Regions from separate parts of the Homo sapiens genome. Here region 2 is linked to region 1. A link is a loop called in an ENCODE intact Hi-C map of the cell type or tissue named here. Cell type or tissue: transverse colon. All regions are shown on one strand. Links, peaks and the distances in the headings refer to the core of each region. The heading gives the core; the rest is flanking DNA.

What was found. A loop is a pair of places that touch in the nucleus more often than their neighbours do. Peaks named below come from ENCODE experiments on the same cell type or tissue, not always from the same donor. Only the 100,000 strongest peaks of a DNase experiment are listed, where the experiment ranks them.
Region 2: a loop joins it to region 1, with 16 times the contacts of the local background. A loop is called at or near these places in 31 of 110 quality-filtered maps.

The regions. Positions count from the first base shown.
Region 1 is chr15:70,450,137-70,455,515 of GRCh38, reverse strand. No RefSeq gene overlaps it. Among named protein-coding and RNA genes, the nearest start is that of LINC02205, 53 kb to the left of the region's middle. In transverse colon, for the core only: no CTCF peak of the experiment used is centred there; a DNase peak (open chromatin) is centred at 3,161.
Region 2 is chr15:69,580,665-69,586,043 of GRCh38, reverse strand. No RefSeq gene overlaps it. Among named protein-coding and RNA genes, the nearest start is that of PCAT29, 8.8 kb to the left of the region's middle. In transverse colon, for the core only: no CTCF peak of the experiment used is centred there; no DNase peak of the experiment used is centred there.

The DNA of each region.
Region 1 (5,379 bases), core at 125-5,124:
TTAGCCACATGCTCAGACTTAGTATCCTTTGTTAGTTTCTCAAGCTGACATCTCAGGCCTCCTGATGTAAGGTGATGAGAAGACAGTATCACCTGTGGGTATTTTTGCCAAAGTGTTTAGCCTGATATAATTAAGGCATTAGTCCCAACTTTCAGATCACAGGATTTACAGGGTATGGAGGAACAGGTTTAATGACAACAAGAAAAAATAATCGGGCTGGACCTGTAATCCCAGTACTTTGGGAGGTCGAGGCTGGAAGACGGCTTGAGGCCAGGAGATTGACACTACCTTGGGCAACATAGTAGGACAAAAAATTTTTATTAAAAGAAAAAGAAAAGAAATTGACAAAAAAGCTGACATTCACATAACATAAAATTCACCATTTTAAAGTGTGCAATTCAGCGGCATTTAGTGCATTCAAAACATGCACCCACCAAACAAATTTTTATTTAAAAAAACTCTACAAAAATGTACAAAAAAATTTTATTTAAACACAAAAAAAATTTATTTTAAAAAAAGAAAATAATAGGGCAAATCTACAGTGTGGGCCATTCTATAAGACTGTAAGGTTTGGATTCTTCAAAAAGTCAATGGTCTGGAGATAAAATTTGAGGATATTTTAGCATAAAAGAGGCCCCAATTCCACAAGTGCTGTGGGAAACAACATAGGACCCTGGTGAAAACAGTAAACAAGACCAGATGCAGTGGCTCATGAGCCTGTAATCCTAGCACTTTGGGAGGCCGAGGCGGGCAGATCACTTGAGGTCAGGAGGTCAAGAACAGCCTGGCCAACATGGTGACACACCGTCTCTACCAAAGGTACAAAAATCAGCCAGGTGTGTTGGCATGCGCCTATAATCCCAGCTACTTGGGAGGTTAAGGCGGGAGGATCCCTTGAACTGGGGAGGTGGAGGTTGCCGTGAGCTGAGATCGCACCATTGCACTCCATCCTGGGCAACAAGGGCAAAACTCCGTCTCAAAAATAAATAAATAAATAAACAAAACAGTCAACCAACCAAACAAGAAACGTATGAAAGACATATTTGGGAGGATCGGGAAATGTGAATATGGACTGGAGGCAGAAACTATATAGAATTATGGTTGATGTGGTCATGCGTGAGAATGGGTCCATGGCTATGCAGGGGAACATTCTTCTGTTCTTCTACAGAAGAGGAAATAGTAAATAGAAACATATTAAGAACACGGTTTTCTATAAAAAGGAGACTCAAGGAACTGAGGATGAAGCCTTTTTTGGTCTGTAACCTGTCTTCAAATGGTTCAGCAAAACAAATGTTTGTAGAATGAAATATGTTGCAGTATGGCAACATATTAAAATTGTTGAACAGGGCCTGGGCTATGTTTGGGCCAGCGAGGTGCCTCAGCCATGACCTTGCAGGGTCCACCCTGCCCCTTGCAGGCCCCAAGAGTGAGTGTCTTCTTCAGTGCGGTGCTGGAGGCACTTTACTGGTCTCACCCTAGTCCTGGCCCTGTGGCTGAATTTGGGTAGTGAGAAAATGAGTGTTCATTATATTATCTTTAAACTCTTCTGTATGCTTAAAAAAGATAAAATGATCCAAATGTCCATCAGCGAATGAATGTGGATAGACAAATGTGATAGACCCATATGATGGACTGTTATGCACTTACAAAAAGGAGTGCAGTACTGATGCATGCTGCAAGTGGATGAACTTACAAAAAGGCATGAAATACCGATGCCTGCTACAAGTAGATGAACATTGAAAACATCACGCTAAGTGAAGGAAGCCGCTCACAAAACACTACATATTGTATGATGATTTCTTTTATACAATATAACCAGAATAAAAGAGGAAAGAAAGAAGGAAAGAAAGAAAGAAAGGAAGAAGAAAGAAAGAAAAGAAAGAGAAAGAAGGGGAAAGGGAAGGGGAGGGGAGGGGAAGAGAAGAGGGGAGAAAAGGGGAGGGGAGGGGCAAATCCAGACAGACGGAAAGCAGATTAGAGGTTATCAGGGGTTTGGGGGAGGGAGAGGGAATGGAGAGTGCTTCCTTAATAGGTATGAGGTGTTTTTATGGGGTGATAAAAAAGTTTTGAAACTAGAGAGAGCTGATGGTTGCACAACATTTGGAATGCACTAAATGCCGCTGAATTGCGCACTTTAAAATGGTTAATTGTATGTTATGTGAATGTCATCTCAATTAAAAAAAATGATCTGAGTAAAAAGTTAAGGAACAAAATGGTCAGATGTAGGTATAAAAACGATGCCTTTTCACTTTGGGAGGCCGAGGCGGGTGGATTACTTGAGGCCAGGAGTTTGAGACCAGCCTGGCCAATATGATGAAACCCTGTCTCTACCGAAAATACAAAAATTAGCCGGATGTGGTGGTATGTTCCTGTAGTCCCAGCTACTCAGGAGGCTGAGGCAGGAGGATCGCTTGAGCCCAGAAGGCAGAGGTTGCAGTGAGCTGAGATTGCGCCACTGCACTCCAGCCTGGGTGACAGAGCAAGACACCATCTCAAAAACAAAACAAAACAAAAAGATGTCTTTTTAAGCCAGGCACAGTGGCTCATGCCTGTAATCTCAGCACTTTGAGAGGCCGAGGCAAGAGGATACCTTGAGCCCAGGAGTTTTGATACCAGCCTGGGCAGCACAGGGGGACCCCGTCTCTGTAAAAAAAAAAAAATAACAGAAAAATTAGCCAGGCATGGTGGTGCACACCCATAGTCCCAGCTGAGGAGGCTGAGGTTGGGAGGATTGCTTGAGCCTGGGAGGAGGTCGAGGCTGCAGTGAGCCATGATTGCACCACTGCACTCCAGCCTGGGTGACAGAATGAGCCCTTGCCTCAAAAAAAACATATATATGCCTTTTCAAAAGTGATGAAAATGGCACATACATGTAAAGGAAGATCCCTCAGAATTCTGGCCTGCGGAAAGGTAGCAAAGCAGTGACACAGGGTCATGTGATGTGGCCGAGCACTGGCTGCGCTGTGACACTGGGACAGTCACTTGCCCTCTCTTGAGCCGGTTTCTCCACTCTCTAGCTTTATCCCAGCTGTGGCTGCGCCTGCTCCAAGCGTTTGATGTCCCACCGGGGCCTCAGCGAGAGAGACGCTGTGCACCCGCAGCTTGCCTCCCCTTTCACCTCGCAGAGCACCTGCGCCCAGGGGGCGGAGCTTCAGGGAAATGTTCTCCTGTTCTGGGAACTCACTCGCAAGCACAGTTTCCTGACCTGACCTTAAGAGCTGGTTCCCTATGGGTGACACAGTGGTGCCAAGTGTCCCACAGGTGATGTTGATTTGGTCAGGAGGTGTGGTTGGTGAAACAGCCTCTGAGGGTTCCAGCGCGGGCGGCCCCTCCACCTGGCTCTTTCAGGGGCCTGGGGGCCAAGGCACTTGGCGCTCCAGAACAAAAGAAGAGACCCTGGTGCTTGTGATTGGCGTGGAATAAAAATAACAAAAGAACCGCTGAGCGCTTACTCCATGCCGGTTGCTGTGTTAAATGCTATGCTGGCCCCTCCTAATGGCCCTCGGATGTGGGACTGTCACTGGGTCTCATCACCAAGAGGAGGTGGAGGGCCAGGCAGGCTGAGTTAGTTGCTGAAGGCACACACAGCTGGTCAGCGGCGGGGCTGGATTCAAACCTGGATGTCTGACCCCAGAGCCTGAGCTGTCCATGAGGGAGACCCTGAATCCACCCACACACACGAAGAGAACTGTGGCCTGTTGAGCCCTACTGTGCAGTGCACCCTTTAAGCTCAGGATTGAAACTACCTCACTTACTGCTTACCACTGGCGCCATATAGCAGGCATTCTGGTATTACCTCTATTTACAGGACAGGGACTAGGGGCTCAGAGGAGTTCATTTGCCAGACATCACTCAGTGGGGACCCAAGCCAGCTCTGTCTGCAGTCCCATGGCTGACCTGTCTTTGTAGGGGGCCTCCCCTGTCATTTGCTTCTCTGAGGAGCATTTCACTCCATTTTCTAGAATGAGAAGAGCAGGAAGGCCTGTTTCTGTCAGCTTGGGTGGGCCGTCGGGCAGAGGCCTGGCTGTGTCTTTGCAGCGTGGCTTTGATGCTCCCTGGAGGAAGGAGTGTGCATGGTGGAGGAGATGGAAGCTTCCAGAAGGGAGGACACCTGAGGCAGTCTGACTGCCCACAAGCCAGGGACACAAATAGTTCTCTGAGGGAGGCCAGGGAAAGAACACAGCTGTGGACAGAATTCTGGGGACAGCCACCAGAGCTCCCTGGTGCTTTGAGGTCCCTTGAGGCAGGGAGCTGGGGACAGGAAGTCTTGGTTTTGTTTTTGAGTGTCTCTTGTGTCCATATTGGGCTGTGTCCCTTGAGGAGCCATGGAGTGGGGGCTGGCTCTGTCTGTATGTTCAGCAATGGATCCAGCAGAGAAGATGCCCAGGCTTCCAGACACCCTTGGCCACTCCAGCTTCCTAGGTGTGAATCCCTTCCTTCCTCCAGTGCTCAGAACCAGACAGAGCCAAGCTGGCTAGTTCTAGCTTATACCTATTCCTGTCAGCCTTGCGCACCTCCTGGCCCCTGCCTATCTACTCTGGCTCATGGCTGGCATTGCTCTGGTTGGCTGATGCCTGCACTTCTGAGGTGAAGGATCTTCCTGGGTTTGGGCACTGATGTGACCCCAGTCCTGGGCAGGAAGGGCTTTTAGTGGGGAGATGGAGGGCCTGGAGGATTCCCAGGGAGCACTGACTGAGGCCTGCGTGGGGAGTTGTTGCTGGAGCTGACCTGGGGCCAATCGTCCCACCTTCCATCTCTGGGTAGAGCAGGCAGGGTTTGCCAAGGGGAAGGGTCTGTAACCTTCTGGTGTATTTCTGAGGAGAAAGTTGGGCTCCCATGACCCCCTCTAGGTATGGGGTCCAATCCACTTCACAGGGATAAAGTACTAACGAGAGATCCAAGGCATGAGATTACAAGGGTGGCAAGGAGAGGACCTTGGCCAGGGCCTCTGATGTCAGAGACAAAGCAGAGGTTTTATGGCAGATGGGGGGACTCAGGCCTCCAGCATTGGAGATAGTACAGGTCCTCAGACTATGCCTGAGGGGGAGGTGGGGGGTTTGGTGGGCTTATGAAGACGTTTACCTGCTTGTATCTTTCCTTCATCCTTCCTATCTGTCCATCCCTCCCTCCATCCCTTCATCCCTCCATCCACCCATCCCTCCATCCCTCTATTCATCCATCCCTCAATCTCTCCATCCATCCATCCCTCCACCCCCATCCATCCACCCATCCCTCTCTCCATCCCTCCATCCCTCTGTCCACTTACCCTTCCATCCCTTTATCCACCCATCCCTTTATCTCTCCATCCATTCATCCATCCCTCCCTCGTTCCGCCCCTCTAGCCATCCACCCATCTCTCCCTCCATCCTTCTATCCACT
Region 2 (5,379 bases), core at 258-5,257, 870 kb after region 1:
TGCGAATCTGAGCTAAGAGTGATTGGCTATCAAAGACCCCTGTTTGGCTTTGCAAAGCCAGGACTTCCAGAACATGGAGGGGCAAGGACACAGGGTTCACAAGGTGCTAGGACACATTCAGCAGCTCCCTCACCAAACATTAGAAGAAATGTTGGATTTTTCTTAAGAAAGCACAACTCCATATATTTCCGCTCAATAGACTTTTTAAACAGGAATCTAGTGATGACGTTGAGTATTCAGAGCTTAGGATCCTTGCTACTCTGAGAGATGGGTCCACAGTCAGCCTGGCCCATGGAGGCTAGGGACAGGCAGCCCAGAGCGGAGCGTCCCAAAAGAAGCTGATGTTCCCAAGAGATGGTTCCTTCTCTCCCCATTGCCTAGAAAGTGGCCTCTCCCACACTGCCATCTCTCAGGCTTTCAGGCCCAGGACTCCCAGTCCAGGCTCCAAGACAGACACCCCTAGAATGATGGCGTGATTTCAGGAATCAGGCATTCTGTTTTAGTCTGCTGGGGCTACCATAACAAAATACTGCAGAATACTGGGCAGCTGAAACAACAGAAATTTGTTTTTTCCCAATTCTGAAAGCTGGAAGTCCAAAATCAAGGTTCCAGTGGATTCCGTTTCTGGGGAGGTGCCTTTTCCTGGCCTGTATACGGCTGCCTCCTCACTATGTTCTCACACGGCCTCTCCTTGCCACAAGCACACACGGATAGAGGGAGAGATTGCTACTTACAAAGGCACCAGTTCCATCAGTTCAGGGCCCGACCCTTATGGCTTTATTCAATGTTAATTATTCCCTTAAAGGCCCCATCTCCAATTACAGTCACACTGGGGTTTAGGGCTTCAACATATGAATTTTGAGGGGACATAAACATTCAACCCATAACATTCCAACCTCTATCTTATCATAAACCCCTTCACAACCTTCCTGGTAGAGTAGCAGTCCAGGGACAAGATTATTATCCCATGCAACAGATGAGAAAACTGAGACCCCCGAGGAATGGGCCACTTTGCACCCACTTTGCAGATGAAGACATTGAGTCTCAGTGAAATTAGTTAACTTGCCCAGAGGTCAACCGCACAGTTTTCTGTTCAAGAGACCATGGTGGTCTGATGAAAAAGTTAATAAGAAAACTAATTAACGTTTACTAGGTACAAGTATATGAAATGGGTGCAGATGTAAGTGAAGACTACTAAGAGGGAAAATCTAGAAATTAAAAAAGTACCACACATTCCAAAGCATATGAAAACATTTGGGATCAGTCTGCTTTTCTGAATTGCCTGTTCATAGATAGGTATAGGCATAAGGTTAGGTAGATAGACATGGAGATAGAAATAAATAAGAAATGTAGGGAAATCAAGGGTTAAAATAACTCAAGATCTTAAACTACTGGTTTGGAGTGACTACACATTTTATCCACTTATGTGCTGGCTATAAGATGCTTCTAAACTAAGCTTCAGAATCTAAAATCTAATAAACAAATAAATAGATCTCTTCACCTTGAAATGCTATTTCAATGTCTATTACAACTTAAATTAAAATGATAAATAATAACAATAAGTAGATATAAGTCGTAGATCACAAACTCACATTTGCAAGAAATGTCCCTTTCTTTTATTCCACTAATTACCCCAGTGCATGGTATTGAACCTCCTTAGGGCTAAGTTCTGGGCCCCTACTCCATAAAAAATCTACTATCATCGCTGATGTCTGTTCATAAGAAAACATAGGGCCAGGTTGGAAAAAAACAACTTTTGAGAAGATAGAAACTGCATCTGAAAGAAAGACTTACTTAAAAAGCAGAGAAGAGGCAGATTCAGGGGCAGAGGCTGAGAGATGGGGCAAGTCTATCCTTTCTATATAAAATATTGAGTGCTGGAGTTGGGCTCAGCATCTAAACTTTGACGCTCATGCAAAATTCTGTAACCAGAACTTCTGTGCAAAGCCACAGGGAAACTGAAATTTAGAAAACAAATCCTTAGTCCTATGGCAAATTAGTCATTCAGTGAATTGATCGTTTGGCAAGTTGGCTTTTAGCAAATTGATTTTGGGTGTTTAGGCCTGCTTCCGGAAGGCTATCCACTAGCCAGTGAAGTGTGAGGAGCCTGATGGGTGGGAACACTTCCCAGAGCAGGCCTCTCTCCGTTGCCAGTCAGGAGGGGGGCCTCCAGGCTCAGCAGAGCCCCAGGAGGGTTCATAGGAAGCACCCTTTTGCCCACAGTCAGTTGTCAGGAAGTCCTACAGAGTGTGACTTCCACAGCTGTGCAGAAGCAGAACTAACACATGGTCTATTCCAGGGGCTACGTTAGGATCTTTACATTTAAGAATTTGTACAAAAAACTGAAGCTCAGAAGCAAGAGACAGCTCCCCTCTGATCCATACAAGTAGAGGGTAGCAATCCCTAATCTGCCTGACTGCAGAGGTCATGGAACGTCCCCCCATCACGTTGCCTCGAGCACACACCAATAGCTGCTGTTTCTATTAGGCTCTATGGCTGGCTATGCCCAGGAGGTGTCCCTTTGGAGTTTAACAAACATCCTGAATATGAGATTACAAAGCCAACTATACAAGTGAGAAAACGGAGGCTCAGAGAGTTGATGTGCAGATTCTGCAGGTAGCCCTCATCAACAGATTCCTGTGTATCTTCCCAGAATAAAAAAATGGAGCCTCTCCTGAGATAAATGTGCATAAGCTTTTAAAAGAAATTCATAAATGGATTTGGATTCATACTAACACATTCTTCTCTGCACCTTGCTTTTTTCATTTATTAAACCATCACTTAAATTTTTTTAACAACTGTAATACATTCTATAGTATGAAAGTACCATAATATATTTAGTACATATCAGTAATATCATGCTTAATTGTTAATATAAACATTATGTATTGATCCTATTGTATAACCACTTTTACTGAGGAATATTTCAGTTGTTTCTAGATTTTTGCTATTGCGTTAGGTTTACTATAACATTTCCAAAGAATATATCCCAAAGATTTTGTGAATCTCCAAATTTACTAATACCAGCATGGTGTGGTTTGAAAGTCCCTCCCAAAACTCTCATTGAAATTTAAATGCCATCATGACAGTGTTAAAAGGTGGGATAATTAAGAGGTGATTAATTCAGGAGGCCTTCACCCTTATGAGTGGATTAATGTTATTATCATGAGAAAGGGTTCATTATTACAAGCATGGGTTGTTATAAAAGTGAGTTCAGCTCTCTTTTGCTCTCCTGGGCTTTTGTGCCCTTCTGCCTTCTACCATGAGATGACACAGCAAGAAGGCCCTTGCAAGATGCCAACCCTTCAACCTTGGCCTTCCCAGTCTCCTGAACTGTAATGAATAAATTTATTTTCTTTATAAATTACCCAGTCTGTGGTATTCTGTCATAGCAGCAGAAAATGGACTAAGACATAGTATAAAACACAACTTATCTCATATGGTAAAATAAATATATATATATATATTTTTTATTTCAGATATATATATACCTGAAAATTATGACCAATCACAGTGGCTCACACCTGTAATCCCAGCACCTTGGGAGGCCAAGGCAGGTGGATTACCTGAGTTCAGGAGTTCAAGACCAGCCTGGCCAACATGGTGAAACCCCATCTCTACTAAAAATACAAAAATTAGTCAGGGTTGTGTTGTGCACCTGTAATCTCAGCTACTCAGGAAGCTGAGGCAGGAGAATTTGCTTGAACCTGGGAGATGGAGGCTGCTGTGAGCTGAGACTGCCCCACTACACTCCAGCCTGGATGACAGAGTGAGACTCCATCTCAAAAAAAAAAAAAGAAAAAAGAAAAGCTTAAGTTACCTCAAGTTTCTATTTTCTGGCTTAAAATCTTCACTTTCTTATTCTCCATGGCCTCTTCCTCCACACTGCTACCCACAACCCCAGTAGTTGGCTTTCTTGGTTATCATTCATGAGTTTGAACACTTGAGGGCAAATTGGGATGAGATACTGGTCAATGGACAAGACCCTTCCCAGGCCAAATCTCATTCCCTTTTATGAGCCTCAAACACCAACAATTCACATTCCACTTCAGCCAATTTACAAATGGTGGCATGCAATAGACCTTGAAGTCATTTATGGGTAGTTAAACCTCAAAGCTTAATCTGAAAAATCCAACCATCGCCTGCACCCCAAAATCTTCTGCCAGGCTGCCCAAATCTGAACATCTGCAGATGCCTGCTGACAGATGGCGTGTACCTGTTCAGGGACTTGCACTAGAACCATGCCCACCTTAGCCCTCCATGTTGGCTGTGGCCCAGAAGGCTAGTGGGATCATTGACAAAGACACTCATGTTTGAGGAGGCACCATCCCATTTTTTATCCACTTATTTTTTTTCAGACAGACCACACACTCTCCAAGGCTTCCTCCTATACTGATGCTTTGTGGTCCTGAAACTCAGAGTCGTTTGGGCTACAACCTTTATGAGGTGTAATAGAATAGAATTAAGACAAGAACTTGGCGAATTCTTACTGGGGCAAACCACTCAGCAGGCAGTTCGATGGAAGGAAGGATAAGCTAGGAATGCACTTTGATGGCTATCCCTCTGAGTGTACCTGTCACACCCCAGAAGCATGCTTTAGAAGAAGGAGAGAGTAGGACAGAGCCCAGCAAGGTGAGCACCATCTGAGTAACTGCATGGACCCCAGAAACACCCCCACTGTGAGCCAATGACCCAGGCAACTACTCCTCACACCTGAGGCCAAACTTCCCCATCCCCTTCTTGGAAACATATGATAGCTCTGAGGACACAGGAAAGAAGAAAATACCTTTCTTCTTCCCTTCAAGGAGCCCACAGTTCAGAGACAGGCAAAGACAAAGTAGAGATCCAGACAATGCTGGGACAGAGGGGCTAGCGTTGGGGTAGGCAAAGGGGATGGAGTGAGTGGTTGATTGGTCTGGAAGTCCCCTGAAACTGCAAGTGTGATGATAGAGCGGATCAAAGCTGCTAGCTCCTGTCCTCTTCACCCAGCCTGGCACAGAAAGAATAAGTCCAGTAGGGCCTCCATGTGTGAGGGCCTGCGGCATCAGGGATTTGTAGATTTCTGAAAACTTTGCCTTTCTATGTGCTTACTGTTTTGTTGCCTGGTGTGTTTACCTTCTCTGATTAGTGATAAAGCCCCCATTATGCAAATGGCCAGAGTGCTTGTCTTTGGGAACGGTGAGGGGAGTGGTGGCATGCTGAGAGGCTTCTTTCCATTCCCCAGCCAGGCTCAGGGACAGAACCCCACCATGAGCACCATGATGGGTGAAAGGGTTAATGAGGAAGTTGCAACAGGCTGAATCCCCAGAACCTTTAGGGAGGGAAGAAGAGCAGTCGGGGATGCCCACCTGGACATGGGGTTTAAGCAGACTCCTGGGC